2 separate regions of the Homo sapiens genome follow, and region 1 is linked to region 2. The links are chromatin contacts, found by Hi-C in ENCODE. All regions are on one chromosome and are shown on one strand. Each heading gives the region's core, a stretch centred on a gene start or an enhancer-like site at or near the end of the contact. The rest is flanking DNA. Distances are from core to core; before and after follow the strand shown. Region 1 holds the start of TSGA10 (testis specific 10). Region 2 holds the start of ZNF514 (zinc finger protein 514).

What was found. A loop is a pair of places that touch in the nucleus more often than their neighbours do. Pooled maps may share reads with other maps.
Region 1: a loop to region 2 is called in a pooled map, with 6 times the contacts of the local background. The contact joins the promoter of TSGA10 here to the promoter of ZNF514 in region 2. A Hi-C loop is called at or near these places in 5 of 50 pooled maps.

Annotation. Positions count from the first base shown.
Region 1 is chr2:99,152,321-99,156,685 of GRCh38, forward strand. It overlaps TSGA10 (testis specific 10), which reads right to left and starts at 2,622. Exons shown (of 21, transcript NM_025244.4): 1 at 2,373-2,622. LIPT1 (lipoyltransferase 1) reads left to right here and starts at 2,647. Exons shown (of 2, transcript NM_145199.3): 1 at 2,647-2,731. RefSeq lists enhancers at 2,254-2,875, 2,265-2,464, 2,525-2,754, 2,785-2,984, 3,065-3,144 and 1 more.
Region 2 is chr2:95,157,928-95,162,102 of GRCh38, forward strand. It overlaps ZNF514 (zinc finger protein 514), which reads right to left and starts at 1,921. Exons shown (of 5, transcript NM_032788.3): 1 at 1,313-1,921. RefSeq lists a silencer at 1,748-1,997.

The sequences.
Region 1 (4,365 bases), core at 1,372-3,871, 4.0 Mb after region 2:
CTGTTGCCCAGGCTGGAGTGCAGTGGAGCGATCATAGCTCAGTGCAGTGTCGAATTCCTGTTCTTAAGCGATCTTCCTGCCTCAGCCTCCTAGTAGCTAGGATTACAGGCATGTGCCACCATACCCAGCATGTTTTTGTATTTTTTTAGAGACAGAGTCTTACAATGTTACCCAGACTGGTCTCAAACTCCTGGCCTCAGGTGATCCTCCCACTGGGCCATAAACTTGATTTTAACGTGGGAAATGGGAAAGCGTATCTCAGGACATTTTTGAAAGCAAGTTGATTAAGAAAGTAAAGAAACAGAATGGCTACTCCATAGAGCAGCCTCTGAGGACATTTATAGCTTTTGCAGTGACATGGTTGTCTAAGTGAATGATGGTGATGGTCATAAAAGTGGAGAGAAGGGGATAGAGTCCAGGTGAAGTCTGACAGGATGTAGTCATGGTTTGGAAGCGGAAAGTGAGGAAGAAGAAAGGGCTTCTGGCAAAAAAGGCTTTAGCCTTTATGCATGCAGGATCCCTGGGGGGAAAGAGTGAGTTCAGGAGCATGGCTTTTAGACTTACCAGGTTTACAAGGCAGTTGTATCTATGGAACTAAAAAATATAAATTTTGAAGTTGTATACAGAAATGGTACTTAGAGCCATAGAATGAATGAAATTGCTTAAGGAAAATGTAGTGTGAGATAAAGATCTGAGGAACTCCAACATTTAGGGCTGACTAGATCAGGGTAGCTGGCAAAGGGGACTGCGGAGTTGGCAGTGAGGCTGGAGGAAAACCTGGCAAAAGGGACTGAGGAGTTGACAGGGTAATGTCAAAGTTGTCCACAGGAATCTCCAGGTTGAGGTAGTCAAATGAACACTTAGATGAATACTGAAAAGTCCAGTGGATCTAGCAATATGAATGTCACCCGTGACCTTAGCAAAAGCACTTTTGCTGGAATAATGGGGAAAAGCCATTTTGGAGTACGTTGAAACAATGAATGGGAAGTGAGAAAGTAGATACTGGATGTATAGCAGTTTTTCCAAGAAGCTTGGCTCAGAAGGGTAGCAGACAGGATGACAAGTGGAAAGAGAAATGAGGTCACTGGAGGATTGTTAAAGAGTACAGCATGTTTGAGTGTCACTTGAAAGGTTCCAGTGGAGAAGCTGAAGAAGTAGGTAAAGGTAAGAATAACCAAGGGACAGAAGTCCTGGAGCAGGGAGGAGGGAATGGGATTCTTTAAAACCTCTTCATCAAGAAACTAGGAAAAAAAACCAAAGTTGTACCATCTCAGATTTCAGAGAAAGGGAATTTAGAAGGAAGTAATATAAGCAAAGAGCAACAATATTCTGTGACTGTTTTTAATAATAACTAGGAAAATTCCTAGTGCAGTTAACTCTGAACAAAATTCATTCCCACCTGCATAATACAAGATAGACTTACTCAGAGTGACCTTGGTAAAAGGTGTGATAATAAAGAAAGGAGGTGTCATTATGTCTTCATTGTAGCTTTATATGAAGCCCTGGTCATTTACCGTATCAGCATCAGCAAACTGAACACTGAATGATTCTTACTCCAAGAGGCAAGTCTTAGTGGTTTCTATTTTAACTGAAGGAGAGATTAATTTCTGTGCAAGGTTGAAAAAGGTGACCACAAATTCTTTGGGCTTCTTTCATCAAGAGGTGAAGTCCATTACCCCACGCCTTAACTCTGGGCTGGCTTTGTTGTTGTTTTGGCCAATAGAATATGGCTGAGGCGCTGCTTCCAAGATTAGGCCTGAATTGAGATGCCCTAGCAGCCAGGCAGCACCTGCCAGAGCATGAATAAGGCTATCTTGGACCGCCCAGCGTAGCCAACCTGTGCTGAATGAAGCCACATGAATATGCCCAGGAGAAACTAGCAGAAGAATCACCCACCTTGCCCACGTTAGAGATATAAACCACTATTTGAGGCAGTTTGTTATGCAGCAAAACTTAGCCGAAACTATTACCTTGCTACCTTGACTGCTGGTGTAATTTCCCATCTCATGGAGTCACAGAGTTTTCTTGCCAACTGCAGTGAGTTGGCAAATGGGAATGATCAGTAGCCTCAGTGTGTTTTCTGATCCACTCCATCCTGTATTATCATCTGCGAATACCGTTTTTCCTTTAAATGCAATGTGTCTTTCAAAGCTGACTTGAATTTCTCACCTTTCGAGTTACCTGCCATTTGGACTCACTTATTTGGAGGAGATATGTAAAGACCCAGCGTAATACCTGTATGCTCAATAAAAAGTATTTGCTGGTACTCCTTCCTGCCCGTCGTGTGACCTGACTGCTCTGGGCTTCTGGGGGCTCCCCCTAAACTCGCTCCACGAAATGACCCCTCCAACCTGGCACGCCCGCTCTCCTACCTTCGCCCAGGGCTGGCCGTTATCTCTGTGCTGTCACGCGGGGAAGTCCCATCTGAACTGGGGCCTTATGACCTTCGGTACTTTTATTCGAACGTAGCCTGCGTCCCTGCCTGGAACCTGGTTCCCGCCCTGAAGGACCCTTACTTAGCACTCCTGCGGGCTGCCGGGACCCCACGGCTCCGCAGGCGGAGAGACTAGGCGCGATCCCTGCGCGCCCCTCCTTCTCTTGCGCTTCAGGGGGCCGGCCCTCAGGGGGCGGGGCAGCATCGCGCGCAAGGCCTGCCGGTTGCTCGGGGTCGTATGACGCACTTTTCCAGCTCGAGCCCTCACGAGGCCGTGGGTACGACCGGAAGCCGCAGGTGGGTGAAGCGGAAACGCTTCAAACCGGGATGTTGCGGGCCGTAGCGCGTGGGCGGCCGTGGGGTCTTGGGCGCGCGCGGTGTTTCTGGCGGTGGGTCAGGACTTGCGGGTCGCCTCCGCCGGTGTTGAAGCCTCTTGTGTGCACACTTTCTCCTCAGCACTTGGGACGACCTAATTTCACTGTTAGGAACGGTTGATCCCGAACACAGGAGGGAGGGTAAATATCGTAAAACATGTTGGACGCTAGCTGTGTGCACGCCCCCTGGGAGCCAAAAGGGCGAAGTAAAACATGCACACGACCGTAATGAGATTCTGAGTAAGTTGTATATCATTAGAGAGGGGACAAAATAATAGGGTCTTGGCGAGGTCTTATGAAGAAGCTGCGCCTGCCTAGAAAGATAGATGGGATTGTGCTGTTTTCGCTTTCAGTTCAGTGATGGGGAGCCGTGTTTGGCAGTGCAGAGGTAGCGAAGTGTCCCAAGAACATGGAAGGTAAGGAAGTCTTCCGAGGAAAAACTTCAAAAAATTAGTCATTAAAGGGTGAGAGTAGAAAGATTCAAAGTGATTTTGAAGGAACAAAATTTAACCAGAACTTCAAAGGCTTGACACTATCCCAACGACTGTGAAATATCCTGAAATACCGTGCATTACTCAGTCGGGGTCTGATCCGCTACTGGAGCATAGAATAAAAAAAGAGGGGCACACCTGTGCCAGATGAATCCACGCCTTCTCTAGGGGAGAGAGGGTATCCCGGCTTAAGAGCAGGGGCTCTCCTGAGTTAAGGAAGTGTCTTCCCCAGAGCCCATTCCGTCAGACGTTCATATCATGTAACTCAGTCCTTTTCTGATTATGTATTCACCAAGCAAACTTAAGAGTTGGCTTGTCACCAGACCTACAGTGAATAATTGCACAGGCTCATCTGAATATCTGATAGATGGTCTATAGTTCTCTTTGTAAATCAATAAGCTGGCAGTCAGGGATTTTTGGACATCCCTTTGTTTTCACTTTTTCTCACTCTGTGTGATTTTTTCTTATCTTTCGGGGTTCAACTGAAATGTCACATCCTCACTGAGGTCTGTTTATTGGTTTACGTGTTCAGGTGCTTAGAACAGCTTCTTGCATCTTTTCTCACATGATGCCTTTTTAATGAGGCTTAGCCTAACAACCCTATTTAAAATTGCAATGTAAGTTTTCTCACATACACAGTTACAATCCTCCCTTTATCAGCTCTACATTTTTTTTTAATAGACTGAATCTCGCTCTGTTGCCCAGCCCATCTCGGCCCACTGAAACCTCCACCTCCCGGGTTCAAGCGATTCTCCTGCCTCAGCCTCCCGAGTAGCTGAGATTACAGGCGCCTGCCACCACGCCCAGGTAATTTTTGTATTTTTGGTAGAGACGGGGTTTCACCATGTTGGCCAGGCTGGTCTCAAACTCCTGACCTCAGGTGATCTGTCCACCTTGGCCTCCCAAAGTGCTGGGATTACAGGTGTGAACCACCTCGCCCGGCCATCTACTTTTTTTAATAGCCCTCCTTATCACCTTTATTCATTTGACTCACTGATGATTCCCAAGTGCTAAGAACAATGTCTGTCATGTAATTGATGAAAACTTTGTTGAATTAATACCTTTG
Region 2 (4,175 bases), core at 671-3,170:
AGCTGCCCCTGGTGTTCCCAAGCTCTGTTAGGTCTCTGCAACACACTTGAGAGCTCCTTCATTATAAAGCTTTGCATCATACTGTTCATAAAAGCCTTAAAACAAACAAAAAAACTAACCCAAACCATGCCAGAGAAGTAGTTAAGGCTAACAACATGGGTGTAAGCATAGCACAGTTAGGCATTCCTCAAGCTTCATGTGTGTGTGGATCCCTGAGGATCTTGTTAAACTCTGGCTCAAGACTTGCTAAGACACTGTTTGAGGATGTGTGGGGCCCCAGAGTCTGCAATTCTAGAGAACTTCTGGGCAATGCCTCTGCTGTTCCCAGAGCCACACTGATTAACAAGGGTATAAAGGAAAAAAGAGGGGGTGGGAAGCCCACGGACTGGGCCCAGTTCTTCCACTGGCCAGTTATGTGTCCTTGAGCATGTGCACTGAAGGATGAACAGTCGGATTAAAATGCCCACCTGGTTAGAGATAGGACGTTCTAAACTTAGGACTGGCTTAAAACCTCCTGGGTCACCTGGATTGCCCTGCCCCCAACGCTATTGGGGGAAGGGGCTCAGAGGAGATACCCACCATGTACACTGCTGACCTTATACACCGCTGAGCTAGAACGACTGGAAGAACCTTATTAGTGAGGTGATTAAGGAGGTGGATGACAAGGCTCCAAATGGCCCTATCGTCCTCTGATCCCTGGCCAAGGGCCACTCCCTCTTGGGTTTGCTTGCCCTCTCCCTGCCGCAGCAGGAAGAGATCAGATCCTCTTCTGCTCTCCTCTGGCCATTGGGACAATTTTCCATGGCCATCCCCTCCACCTCCGCCACGGTCATCTAGAGACCCCTGCCAGACCCAGGAGACTGCGGCTTCAGCCTTCTGGGTCTGGAAGGTTAGATGTCGCCACACGGAAGGCAGATGAAGTACAGCCTCACCCTTCAGTGGGATTCCCCGGCCTCTTCCTGGGGTCCTCCTGATATCGGGCTCGGTACTAGCTCCCCAAGAGGGCTCCTGGCCCTCTGCACGCTCCAGAGCCAAACCTGATGCTGTGGAGTCCATAGCTGGGGCTAAGGAGCGGCGTCCTTTCACTAGGTCCAAATCTCTGTCTTTCGGCCACAGCCCTGTGGTCCTCCCGAGGGTTCAGGGAGCGGGACGCAGGCTGGGGCTGCCTGGGGGACACGGGGCATCCCCACTAGGCGCGGCGGGGCCAGCGGACCTGCAGGGCCCAGAGCAGGGCCGGCAAACCCCGGTGCGCCCAGCGCGGCGCACTGCTGCCCGGGGTCGTGCTCTTCCCTCGCCAAGTCCGGCCTCCTACCCCCGGCTCGGCTCCTCCTCAGGACCAGGCTCTGGAACCCAGCTCCCACGTGGATCCACACGCACAGTGGGCTCAGACTACCAGGAGACACGGCCACAGCCACGCCCGCGACGCGAGGGCCCAGCGCTCTTCAGCTGCCCGGAAACAGCAGGGATTCGGTGAGAGCCTCACAGGAGCAGGGACCGACTCTATCAGCCCGGTTCGCCCCGCTGTCCCTGCCTAGCTCCGGCCTGCACAGTCCCTAGCGGGGGGCACTCGGAGGGACACACCCAGCTCTGTAAGGGGCCGGGGCGCGGGCCCAGTACAGGTCTGCGCGCCCGCAGTCTCCGAACGCTCACAGGACCAGGCCCCGCCCGCCACCCCGCGCCAGCCCCCGCCCGCCACCCCGCGCCAGCCCCCGCCCGCCACCCCGCGCCAGCCCCCGCCCGCCACCCCGCGCCAGCCCCCGCGTCCGCCCCGCGCCAGCCCCCGCGTCCGCCCCGCGCCAGCCCCCGCGTCCGCCCCGCGCCAGCCCCGCCTCCCGAGGCCGTCCCGAGCTTGCGCAGACGCGGCCGCCGCCGGGGCCCTTCAGAGCCAGCGCCGGTGGCGGGGTGCTGGCGCGGCGAAGCTGGAGAGGCGGGGCTCGCGGGCGCCTGTAGGACCTCCGCTGGGAGGGGCCGTGCTCGCCGGCCACGCGCCGGTTTTCACTCCGCTCTCCCCCAAGGGCAGGGACCTACAAGCATTTCCCTTCTCGCGCGTGACTTTGGTAGCTGAGCCTCATATCTCTCTCGTTTTTTGGGGGGAGGGGGGAGACAGCCTCACTCTGTCGCCCAGGTGGGAGTGCAGGGGCGCGCTCTCGGCTCACCGCAACCTGTCTTCTGGGTACAAGTAATTCTCGTGTCTCAGCCTCCGTAGGAGCTGGGATTACAGGTTCCCGCCACCACGCCCAGCTAATTTGTTGTATTTTTAGTGGAGACGGGGTTTCACTATGTTAGCCACGCTGGTCTCGAATTCTGACCTCAGATGATCCTCCCGCCTCAGCCTCCCAAAGTGCTGTGATTACAGGTGTGAGCCACCGCCCCCAACCTGCATATCTCGATGTAAGGCTATTCAACAGAAGCCGCGTTCCTACCCTGGATCTGCTGAGTGAGGATTTCCAGGAGGCTCTCCTGGCGTGCCTAGGGGATACTGGGGACTCAGTGCTAGATACTGCTTCTACAGGCTGCCCCGTGCCTCTTGCCTTTCTCCATCTGCCCCTGAATTCAGCGAAGGGTGCTGAAGAACAAAAGAGGACTTTGAACGCCCTCCTACTCCAGAAACAAATATCATTTAGGACCCAAAAGAAATGGAAAAACGGCCTGCTATGGTCTGAATGTATGTGTCCCCCTCAAATTCATATGTTGAAACCTAACTCCCAAGGTGATAGTATTAAGAAGTGGAGCCTTTGGAAGACTCTGCCCTCATGAATGAGATTAGTGCCCTTTAAAAACAGCCCTTAGACCGGTCGTGGTGGCTCACATCTGTAATCCCAGCACTTTGGGAGGCCAAGGCGGGCGGATCACTTGAGGTCAGAAGTTTGAGACCAGCCTGGCCAACATGGTGAAACCCTGTCTCTACCAAAAATATATTTAAAAATTAGCTGGGCGTGGTGGTGCACGCCTGTAATCCTAGCTACTCAGGAGGCTGAGACAGGAGAATTGCTTGAACCCGGGAGGCAGAGGTTGTGAGCCAAGATCGTGCCACTGCACTCCAGCCTGGGCGACAGAGCAAGACTCCGTCTCAAAAAATAAATTAAATAAATAAATAAAAATAAAAACGGGCCTTAAGCCCCCTTTGCTCCTCCTGCCATGTGAGGACACAGAAGGTGCCATCTATGAGAAACGTACCCTCACCAGCCCCTGAACTGGCTGGCACGTTGATATTGCATTTCCCAGCATCCAGAACTGTGAACAACAAATTTGTGTTGTTTACAAATTCCCCAGTTTAAGACACTCTGTTATAGCAGCGCCAATGCCTAAGACACAGTCTGAGTATTAAAACGGTGGTTTTCTGGAGGCAGTCCTCAGCCAGAGAAGGGCCACTTGTGAGGACAGAGAGATTGGTTTATCAACCCTATTTAGGAGTTCAGGACAAAATAACTTACAAAATCAAGGCAAAGACAAAATAACACGAAATCAAGGCAAAGAGACCATTCTCCTTTCCTGCTTTTGCAGTCTCTGTTTCACTTTTCTGCCAGCACTTCCAGTGGCACAGATGGCCAGGATGGCGCAGCAAGCAAGCCCTTTTCCACGCAGGGGGACATTGTCTGGGAACCATGGCTGATATAGGAGCTTTTCCATCTTCGGTGCTCCGAACCAAAAAGGTGAGGGGATGGACAAATGAGAAAAGATTTTCATCTCATTGATGGCTCAACAGAACTAGAAATGGAACTACTTCAGAAGAACTTGAGGGCCACTGCCTTTCCCTGATGCCCATTCTGTAGGCCTGCTGCAGTGTCTGAAATTCCCCACTCTTACATTGTGTCCTTTGGGACAGATCTTGATCCAGAGGCCCTTGTTTGTTACAATGCACATTCATTACCCCAGGAATATTCTCTCTCCTGCTCAGTGCTCTAGTGCACCATTTGATCTCAAAGCACTGTTGGTGGGGCTCCAGTCCTCACCAGCCTATACACTCTCCATCACCTTCAATATTCCTTTTACTGCTCCTTTGCAGTCAAATGCCTCTTCCACCCCAACCCGTGACCACTGCTCTGTTACCTTCCCTATAGTTTTGCCTTTTCCTGAATGTCACATAAATGGAATCATACAGTTTGTAAATTTTTAAGACTGGCGGCCGGGCGCAGTGGCTCACACCTGTCTCTACTAAACCCCGTCTCTACTAA